2 separate regions of the Homo sapiens genome follow, and region 2 is linked to region 1. A link is a contact called in ENCODE Hi-C or POLR2A ChIA-PET data. All regions are on one chromosome and are shown on one strand. The core of a region is the stretch at or near the end of the contact, and the rest is flanking DNA. Distances in the headings are between cores, read along the strand shown.

What was found. Hi-C counts contacts between places; a loop is a spot of excess contacts on that map. ChIA-PET counts read pairs that join two places held with the same protein, here RNA polymerase II (POLR2A). Pooled maps may share reads with other maps.
Region 2: a loop to region 1 is called in a map with no recorded cell type, with 4 times the contacts of the local background. The contact joins two enhancer-like sites. A Hi-C loop is called at or near these places in 1 of 168 maps with a recorded cell type or tissue (OCI-LY7), 12 of 37 single-sample maps with no recorded cell type and 9 of 50 pooled maps. POLR2A ChIA-PET finds 5 or more read pairs at or near these places in 1 of 52 experiments (activated CD4-positive, alpha-beta T cell).

The regions. Positions count from the first base shown.
Region 1 is chr2:25,396,405-25,401,585 of GRCh38, reverse strand. The region is part of intron 16 of DTNB (dystrobrevin beta); the gene reads left to right. Among named protein-coding and RNA genes, the nearest start is that of DTNB-AS1, 22 kb to the left of the region's middle. RefSeq lists an enhancer at 1-25. Within about 2 kb of position 1,890, at least 5 of the 41 ENCODE cell types and tissues checked have a DNase peak (open chromatin) inside an H3K27ac peak, as active enhancers do; they include OCI-LY7, where a contact is called at or near this core.
Region 2 is chr2:25,556,365-25,561,545 of GRCh38, reverse strand. All of the region lies in intron 8 of DTNB (dystrobrevin beta), which reads left to right. Among named protein-coding and RNA genes, the nearest start is that of DTNB, 110 kb to the left of the region's middle. RefSeq lists an enhancer at 2,679-3,374. Within about 2 kb of position 3,090, at least 5 of the 41 ENCODE cell types and tissues checked have a DNase peak (open chromatin) inside an H3K27ac peak, as active enhancers do; they include OCI-LY7, where a contact is called at or near this core.

The sequences.
Region 1 (5,181 bases), core at 641-3,140:
TACTAAGTGCCAGGCATCATGCTGGGGCCACCCAAGCATGGCCAAGAACAGTGCAGTATCATTTTCCTACTAAAGACACTGCCTTTCTCTCCGTGCAGCTGGTCTCCTGGCCAGTTCTCTCTGCCACAGCATGTGCGTCCCTGCCTCTGTGCTCAGATGCAGAGCTGGTGAAGGATCCCCGTGTCCTCAGGGCACCTTCTCTGGCATTTTCTATACCTGTTTTGGCTCCAACAAGAGATTGTTTTTATACATAAGAGATTTTCATAATCCCTGTATTCTCCTTTCTCACATTTCCTTACTGGGAATGAAATTGACTGTCCCCTGGAAAATCACGGTTAGTGTCAGTCATCAGAAGTCTTGACTGATCCATGTTCCTTTTAGTCTCAGAAACATTGTGCTGTGATCCCAATATGCTTAGTTTTCCGCCAGCAGTTTGAGGCAATTAGCAGACCCAGGGACCAGTCCTAGCCTGTCTACTGATTTTGTGTGTGACCTTGTGACCTCTCTTGACCTCAGCCTCCTCAAATGAAAAATGAATGTTGGACTAAAACAAGCTAGTTTGCTGGGGTCATGAACCCTCTGATTTTGTAATTTCTGAACACTTTTCTTGGAACATGATGCAGAGCTTTCTCGGGTTCTCAGGGTCTTTGCTGATTTGAAAATGAAGAGCCAGCAGTCTAGAGAGCTTATCAGATTGTAATGTTTCACTGGCTCTACATTTGCAACAGAATTGTTTCCAACTGTTATACAAGGGACCTCTGTATTGAGAGAACCTGAGTCACAGGGCATTTATTGTGTTTAGTTATTGGTTAGACCCATGATTGGCCTGTGCTGGACTCAAGCCTTTGTTACAGCTTGTACTACAACAAGATTCCACTCCTTATATCAGGAAACCTTAAAACACTGAGTAGCACATTGCAGAGCTTCCCTTGCTTCTCCAGGCGAATTGCCCTCTCCTGGCAGCTGAAACCCAGAGGCACAAGAGTCTTTTGTGCCTATCATTGGACAACATATCCCCATCCTTGGAGCCACCTGACTAGTTGCTCTACCTTTGCAGATTTCTAGGTGTTTCTCAGGTTTCCTGTAATCTCAGGGTGCCAACTGTGATGCCTCCCCCTCCCCAAGTCTCCCACTGTGCCGCGTATTCTAGACTGGTTCGCGTTGAGCGGAGTGTTCAGCAGTCTCCATGGAGAAGGGCCTGCCTCTCTGAACATAAAGCCCATCTGTGCTTTTGAGACGAGGTGCATTTGCACAGTGCGGTGCTCCATCTTGATTTTTAGTGTGTTCTGTCTGGCCTGTGCCTATCAAGTAAACAGAAGGAACAAACTCCAGCCAGATTCAGAGGTGATTGTCAGCATGTCAGGAATGTTGCTGTGCACAGAAGGTTTCTCAGACTGCATGTGCGCCACACACTCCAGTTTGTACTTATTTAGTTAGAAGGACCTTATTTCAGACTCTTTCCTGAGATAGTTCCATCTTATACAGAGTATCCTGCTCCCTACACCTCCTCATCAGCATCATCTGTACAAGGCCTACGTGGCCAGCAGCTGTGGTACGGACTCCACTTGTGAGAAAGGAAAGTTAGAAGCAGAATATGCCATGACGTGACCGAGATGCTGCTGGGACCCCAGAAGAGCATTCCTCACTGACAGAATGGTCAGAACTGAAGCAAAGTGTTGGTTCTTGCCATGTCTGAGACGAGGTTAACTTAGCGAAGATCATAGGTCACAGAATTTTATATCTGAAAAATACAGTTTTTATCCCAGACAAGTGATATCCCACTTGTCTGATTCATTAGCAGCGAGTCACTAGGCCTAGCCCACATTGAAGGGGAGGAGACTCCACCCGGATATGAATGCAGGGGAGGGTCCCTTGGGGCCATCTCAGAGGTCTGGTGACCACATTTGCTTATCTAGTTAAAGTATCTCACATAAAGATTCACTGGTTGGCTGGGCCCAGCACTCCTGTAATCACAGCACTTTGGGAGGCTGAGGTGGGCAGATCACATGAGAACAGGAGTTCAAGACCAGCCTGGCCAACATGGCAAAACTCCATCTCTACTAAAAATACAAAAATTAGCCAGATGTGGTGGTGCATGTCTGTAATCCCAGCTACTCAGGAAGCTGAGGCACGAGAATCACTTGAACCCAGGAGGTGGAGGTTGCAGTGAGCCAAGATCACACCACTGTGCTCTAGCCTGGGAAACAGCAAGATCCTGTCTAAAAAAAAAAAAAAGGTCAGGGGCGATGGCTCACGCCTGTAATCCCAGCACTTTGGGAAGCCAAGCGAGGCAGGTGGATCATGAGGCCAAGAGATTGAGACTATCCTGGCCAACATGGTGAAACCCCATCTCTACTAAAAATACAAAAATTAGCTGGGCATGGTGGTGCACGCCTGTAGTCCCAGCTACTCAGGAGGCTGAGGCAGGAGAATCATTTGAACCCAGGAGGCAGAGGTTGCAGTGAGCCGAGATCGCGCCACTGCACTCCAGCCTGGTGACAGAGAGATTCCGTCTCAAAAAAGAAAAGATTCACTGACGACTGATAGATGTATTACTTCCTGGAGATTACTACCTGCTCCAGCACTTTTCCTGCTCTTTTCCACTTTTCATTACAGAAGAAAAAGGGCCAAAAATGTGATGCACTTCATTGTCATTTAACAAGTATTTATTAAGAATTTACCTGTGCTGAGCACAGGGATTCAGAGGATGGAATTTAAGAAGTGAGATAGTGCTGTGATGGAGACACACAAGATTCCGTGGGAGTATCTCAGAAAGACATTGTCTCATCCTAGAGGAGATAGTAGTGAGACTGATGCCCAGGGGACCAGCAGGAGCCAATCAGACAGCATGGGGGAGAGTAGTGCTCCCAGCAGAGGGAGTGGCAAGAGAGAGCAGAGTCCCATCAACAGAGTCAAGTGTGGATGGGCCCACACTTTTGCTTTTTTGTCAAAACCACCAAGGAACAGAGTTGGTTGACATCCCTTGCGTGATGTATATCTCATCCAAGATCGGCTCCGGTCTCCAGGCTTCCTGAACCCTTAGCCTCAGGCCTGGCGAAAGCCCATGCATATTGGTGAGCTATCACTTGTGCCTCTGACCCACCCAGGATTGCAAACTGGTATTACCCTACACAAACCAGAATTCACGGAGGGCCCTGACAGCTCTGTCCTGGCTTCATTTTCATCCAGTGTGATCCTAACGCCAAGGGCTGGGGCATAAGACCCATGGAGAAATAACACCTGCCCAGGAGTCGTAGCTTTTCTCTTTCAACTGCTCTGAACAAACACAACTTCTAGAATCTGGTTTTTATCTTCCTCAGAAGGCATGCCCTAGGTAATGATCCCAGGAAGAGGGTCTGATTATTTCCAGGCTGATGGTGGGCAGGAGGTTTCACTTCCAGATACTAGAGCTTTAGACACATGTGGCTGGCCACCCTGCCTACCCCTCTTGTCTCATCCCCCATCATCATTTCAATATCAAAGTATTTGCAAAGGTTCAGTGTCATGCTGTTATGAAGCAGCCTGGATGTTCACCTGGGTCCTATGACTCTGATGTGCGGTCCTCAGGCCATGGTGCCTGGCCCAGATCATGCAGAGGGAGATTCCTGAGTCCTCGCCATATGTTTAATGCTGGCTGGGCCATCTGTCTTACAGTGAAGTGTGTTAGCATTTCAGAGGTCATTCTTTTTTTTTTTTTTTTTTTTTTTTGAGACAGTCTTGCTCTGTCACCCAGGCTGGAGGGCAGTGGCAGGATTTTGGCTCACTGCAAGCTCCACCTCCTGGGTTCAAGCGATTCTCCTGCGTCAGCCTTCTGAGTAGCTGGGATTATAGGCATGCGCCACCATGCCCAGCTAATTTTTGTATGTTTAGTAGAGACAGGGTTTCGCCATGTTGGCCAGGCTGGTCTCAAACTCCTCACCTTAGGTGATGCACCTACCTCGGCCTCCCAAAGTGCTGGGATTACAGGCATGAGCCACCGGGCCCGGCCCATTTTTGTTCTTTAAGTGGATTTAATTTCCATCTTGAGTTCCTACGCTGTCTGAACTGGTCACTTAATCTAGGCATTTCCAGGCAAACTCGAAACCAGCCCTCAGAGATTCTTATCCTGCTTCCTGTGCCCTGAGATTTGCCTATTCTGGACATTTTATATAAATGGGATCATACGATATGTGGTCTTCTGTGACTGGCTTCTGTGACTGGCTTCTTGCACGTAGCATACTGTTTTCTTTCTTTTTTTTTTTTTTTTTTGAGACAGAGTCTCTTTCTGTCATCCAGGCTGGAGTGCAGTGGCGCTATCTCAGCTCACTGCAGCCTCTGCCTCCCAGATTCAAGCAATTCTTCTCCCTTGGCCTCCTGAATTGATGGACATTTGAATTGTTTTTACTTTTTGGCTATGTCGAATAACGCTGCTATGAACATTTGGGTTCAGATTTTTGTGTGGACATGTTTTCATGTCTCATGGATATATACCTAGGAATGGAATTGCTGCCAGTCTGTCCAAAGCAGCTGCACTATTTTACTTTTTTTTGGGTGGGGGAGGTGGGGGTGTGGGGGTGGTATTTGGTCTTTATTCCGTAGATGGCTTAAAGAAATTCAGTTATCTAAAATCTCAGGACAAATTTATCCCTTTTATCTTATATTCAATTCAGAAATTGTTGAGATTTTCCTAGAATCACAGTCTGCAAATACATGACAGTGAAGGATTGGAAGGTGGTAATAGGAAAAGTAGCTGGGGAGACAAAACAGTGCCCAGACTGAGGTTTTAATGTTAGGAAAAAAGAACATTAATGATACTGCAGAATGGTCACAAGAGCTATCCCTAGCACCAGTCTTTTTTTTTTTTTTTTTTTTTTTAGTTCCTTTTATTAATTTCAATAGGTTTTGGGGGAACATGGCGGGAGGGGCAGATTTGGTTACATGGATAAGTTCTTTAGTGATTTCTGAGGTTTTGGTGCCCCCGTCACCCAAGCAGTGTACACTGTACCCAATGTGTAGTCTTTTATCCCTCACCCCCCTCCCACCCTTTCCCTCAAGTCCCAAAAGTCCAGTGTATCATTCTTTTTTTTTTTCCTCCTGAGACAGTGTCTTGCTCTGTTGCCTAGGCTGGAGTGCAGTGACACAATCTCAGTTCACTGCACCCTCCGCCTCCTGGGTTCAAGGGATTCTCCTGCCTCAGCCTCC
Region 2 (5,181 bases), core at 1,841-4,340, 160 kb before region 1:
GGAATCACATTTCAACATGAGATTTGGAGGGGACCCACATCCAAACCATATCACTCAATAAAGCTATTATTTTGTATTTTAAATTGGATGGCTAGGGAAAGCCTTTCTGAGGTAGTGACATTTAAACTGACATTGGAATGACTAACTTGAGGTTGGTAGTTGTGAATTCAGCTTCAGACCAGTCAGCATAGCTGTGTATTTCACTCCCACCACACATTGTGTGGGTGAAGGCAGAGAGTGGATAGGGTTGGGTTTTGATAGAAAAGTATGACGAAGGAAGAGAAGTGGCAAGGAGGGGGGTGTTGAGTGTGTGCAAAGAAAATATAATATCAAATGTAGACATGGAGCTTGGTTCAAGAGAGAAATTAGGCCGTGAGGGAGACAAGATAAAGATGGTAGGCTCAATGTAGTATAGGTTCAGTGGGTTGAAGTATTTTTCTAGGCAGACTACTAGAAGGAATGTGCTAGAAAGACAGAAGTTGGTGAGAGTAGGTGCTTGAAACTGAGATTTCAGGTAATGTACAGTAACTGGCAATAAAATGTTGTAGGTAGGAGGTGACTAGAAATGGCAGCCAACATAGGGTGGGAGAACAGTTGCTGAAGAAGAATTCAGAGAGGACATATGTATTAACAGATATATTAGCTTCCTGTGGAGGCCATAACAAACTACCACCAACCTGGGGTCCTAAACCCTCTCACAGTGCTGGACACAAGTTTGAAATCGAAGTGTCAGCAGAGCCACACTCTCTCTGCAAGCTCTAGGAAAGTATCTCTTTGTATTAGGATTCTCTAGAGAAACAGACTCAATAGGGTGGGCACGCGCATGTCTGTGAGATTTATTGTAAGGAAATGGCTTATGCAGTTATGGAGGATGACAAGTCCCAAGATCTGCGGGGTGAGTTGGCAAGTTGGAGACCCAGGAGAACTGATGATATAGGTCCAATCCTGGTCTGAAGGCCTGAGAACCAGGAGAACCAATGGTGGGTAGTTCCAGCAGGCTCCAGACCTAGAAAGAGTTGATCTTTCAGTTTGGGTCCAAAGGCAGACGTTTGAAGACAAGAGGACTTTTTTCTTATTCAGGGCTGGGTCAGCCTTTTTGTTGTATTCAGGCCTTCAAATGATTGGGTGAGGGTCATCCACACTAGGGAAGGCCATCTCTTTTACACAGTCTACCAATATAAATGTTAATCTCATGCAAAACACCCTAAAAGGAACACCCAGAAGAGCATTTCACCAAATATCTGAGCTTCTCATAGCCCAGTCAAATTGACACATAAAATTTATTTTATTTTATTATTTCTTTGAGACGGAGTCTCACTTTGTCACCCAGGCTGGAGTGCAGAGGCACAATCTCAGCTCACCGCAACCTCCCAGGTTCAAGCTATTCTCTTGCCTCAGCCTCCCGAGTAGCTGGGATTACAGGCATGCGCCAACATGCCTAGCTAATTTTTGTATTTTTAGTAGACATGGGGTTTCGCCGTGTTGGCCAGGCTGGTCTTGAACTCCTGGCCTCAGGTGATCCACCCGCCTTGGCCTCTCAAAGTGTTGGGATTACAGGCGTGAGCCACCCACCACGCCCGGCCCCTTGACACGTACATTGAACATCACACTGTTCTTTCCCTCTTCCAGCTTCTAGCTGCAGTTGGCGTTCTTTGACTTTGTGGCTGTGTCACTTCAGTCTCTGCCTCCTGGGTTACATTGCCTTCTTCTCATCTGTCTCTTCTCCTCTGTGTATCTGTCTTATATGAAAATACATTTGATTGCATTTTGGGCCCAACCAGGTAATCCAGGGTAAATGCTTCCTCTCCCATCTAGATTCTTAAGTTAATTTTGTCATAGAAGGTAATATTCACTCTTCTGCCATATAAGGTAATGCAGGTTCCAGAGATTAGGATGTGGACATATCTTTTGGGGGGCCGTCATTCATCCCACTACGATCAGTGCATTGGAAAGATCAACTGTAAATGTTGAAATCAACAAGAATTATGACAGTAGTAATGTTGGACTCCGCGAAGGAGGGACAACTTGGGTTTTGGTCTGATTATACGACATTCAAAATCGGAGTTTTAAGGAAAAGGGAAAATGATCTGAGAGTGGCAGTGTGGTTCTAGGAGGACTTCTCCTCCACCTGGAGGTCTAGTTGTTTGAGGGGTGTGAGAAAGAAAGCAGCTGCCACTTGAAATGGCTGCAGGGAAGCTGAGCCTTCAGGGAATGCCAGGTTTCCTCCTAGAGCCGTAGGTGAAAGCAACATTCAGAGAAGAGGTTGATGCGTAAGCCTCGGACAGAGGAGGGATTTTGCCGATGCTGGACTATGAAGACAAGGAGAAGGGTTTTGAGAGTTGAGGATTGGGGTCGCGTGAGGGGATGTACTGAGCCTCACAGGAATAAAAACCAGGTGAGAGTCTTGGATTTCTTATTTTTAAAAAGTATAACCTGATATAAAGGTCGTGCTGGAATTAACCCCAGATAGGCAGATCATGGCACTGTGGCAATGTGTTAGTTGAGAGGGTGTTGGTTGCCAGGAACATGCAGGGCTCTGGGTTCATCTTTTTACTCTTGTTGATGGTGTTATGGAGGCCTGGGGAGAAGTGCTCTGAAACTCTCCCATTCGACAGCTGACTTAGAGCTAAAGTGACTGCTTCGTTGACCAGAGGCCTCCCTTTGAAATTCTGGACTTTCTAGAGCCCCCCAAGGGTTAGGGGGAATAGTCTGGGATATCCTGATAACCTTTATCCGCATTTTCAGTAGGTTGCTTGGGATGTTTTAGATATTGCTCCTTTCAATCATCTGAACGTTGCCCAATTCTACTGTGTTGTTTGCATGCACGATTTATTCATAAAACCACTTACAGCTGCAAAAATGCTAAGTTTAAAACGAGAACATTCAAAATGGACCCAGCTGTTTAAAAAGATGGATGCGATCAAATAAAGAATTGGTGTGTAGTTTATGAAACAATAAGGCATTTTTTCAACTGTAGCCTGATTATTCTTAGAGCGATGACAAGGAGGTTTTTCCATTACAAAGAAGTGTATGACTTAGCTTAAACCAAGCAGTTCTTCAAATGAGCAATTTCCTGTGGCAGTCATCACTTAGCCACAGCCCTTTTGTCAACTTTAGATCTTTTTTTTGTTCTTGCAGATGGCCACCAGAGCTGCACTGGAGAGTGCATCTTCTGCTTCCATGTGTGGGAAGATCACTGTGTTCTCTGTGACCCAGTAGTGTGAATTGCTTATCTGTTTCTGCATTAACTCAAATTTATCAGTGATTATTGCCTGAATACCTCATGCTTTCTGAGATCTACAGGTACAGATTTAGGGTTGAACTCTTTCTCTAAATAAATTTAATCCATGTGTGTTATATGTTGTATATCTTCATTTAGTGACTACGAAATGTCTAGCTATGAAATGTGCATGTTAATTACTCATTAAGCCTTTGGATCGCCTTTGATGAGCCAGATCCTGTGCTCCCCGGCATTCTCTTGCACACCTTCTTTCTGAATGTTTTCTCACAGTTCCGGCTTTTACATGCCCCTCACTCCACCCCAGACGCTAATAAATTTCTGCAGTTCTTAGTTCCAGCTCGTTCTTCTTGTTTAGGTTAAGACTCCTACATTCAGAGATCTCATGGACATTTCTGTCTTGAAGTCTCACTGGTTCTTCTGTCAATATGTGGTTCTAATAATTTTTCAGTTCCTTTTCTTGGACTTCCAAGTAGATAATTACATCATCTGTAGGAAGCAGCAACTGAATCACTTTCTGATAGTTTTACCCCTGTCTCAATTTTTTACCTCTTTGTGTTAGTAAGAACTTCTAATTTGTGGGGAAGCAGTGCTTCCCAGAATTCCCTGGAAAGAATCACCTGGGCTGTTTGTTAAATATACAAAGTCCCAGGCCTTCACCCTTGGGAATATTAGTAGGTCTGGGTTGAGGCTGAGGAATCTGCTTTGTTTTATTTTTTAAACAAAGGCCCTGGACATTTTTTATCTTGAGAAAACTTTGGAAAACACTGTTTTAGAGCAGTGCTAAATAATAGTTGTGATAGTCTTTTGTTGCTGCTTTTAGTGTGTCTGTACCATGTGTGATGTCAGTGGACTGCTGGCTCTCCTCCTATTTTGACCTGTGGTAGCACTTGTGACAGCTTTGGAACTGTGATGTGTCCGGTGTAGCGATACAATGGGCTGTCTAAACAGGGCAGCGAGCTTTCTGTCCTGGTATTCATTCAGTGACATCTCAGTTCCAGGCCCTGGAGAGTGCCACCATACACAGAAGCACATGGGAAGACCTCTTAGTCTTCCAACTCTCATACTCCCTCTAACTCCAGTCTGCCTTTCTTGGGATCCTGGCTGCCTGTGGATCTACTTCCATAGTATTTGTGTGCTCTGCTTTTTTTGGTTTTAGCTGACTAGAACTTTTGTTTACCTAAACCTGAAATATTGGTCACACTCCTTCCTACTTCAGTTCTGCCATGGAACCCATTACTGCATTTGAGTGCCAGAGAACTGTCTGCTGTCTGTATTCGAGAAGCAACTTCTAATACAAAGATGACTTATAACACATGAAAGTTTTTTCTTACAGAGTAATGTTTTGAAAGCTTTTACAGTTATGTCTTTGGTCTGAGACTCTTATTTATGTCTTCCACTCACAGGCAGCACTATGACAGTGTTAAACTATTTGCAGTTGCCTAATACACTATATTTTCTTAGTTTTATGTTTTTGAATCTGCGATTCTAGTTTCCTTTATCTCCTCTTCTCCCCATCCTCCCAGCTTTCCCTTACCAACCTCTGTATATCCTTTAATTAGCTCAGGTATCACTACTTTTTCTGATTCTCCGAGTGGTTTGATGTGTCTCTTCATGGCCCGCTATATCACACTGAATACCTCTTTTAAAGCACTTTTCACACTGTTATAATCATCTTCATAGAATCTGCTTATTTGTCTATATATTTCATTAGATTGTAAGTCCTCAGTTTATTTTCAGCCTTTGCATCCCAATTACCTGCTACACATAATCAACGTTTATTGAAGAACTTTATGAAAGTTGGCATTTTCCACTTGTTCCAGTTTTAAATTACTTTCGATTTTGGAAATGTTCATTTTATGCCCAGCCAACTTGCAAAAAATGTAGGAGATTGATAATATTCAGTTTTGGCAAGGGTGTACAGAGGAGAACTCTTGAAGATT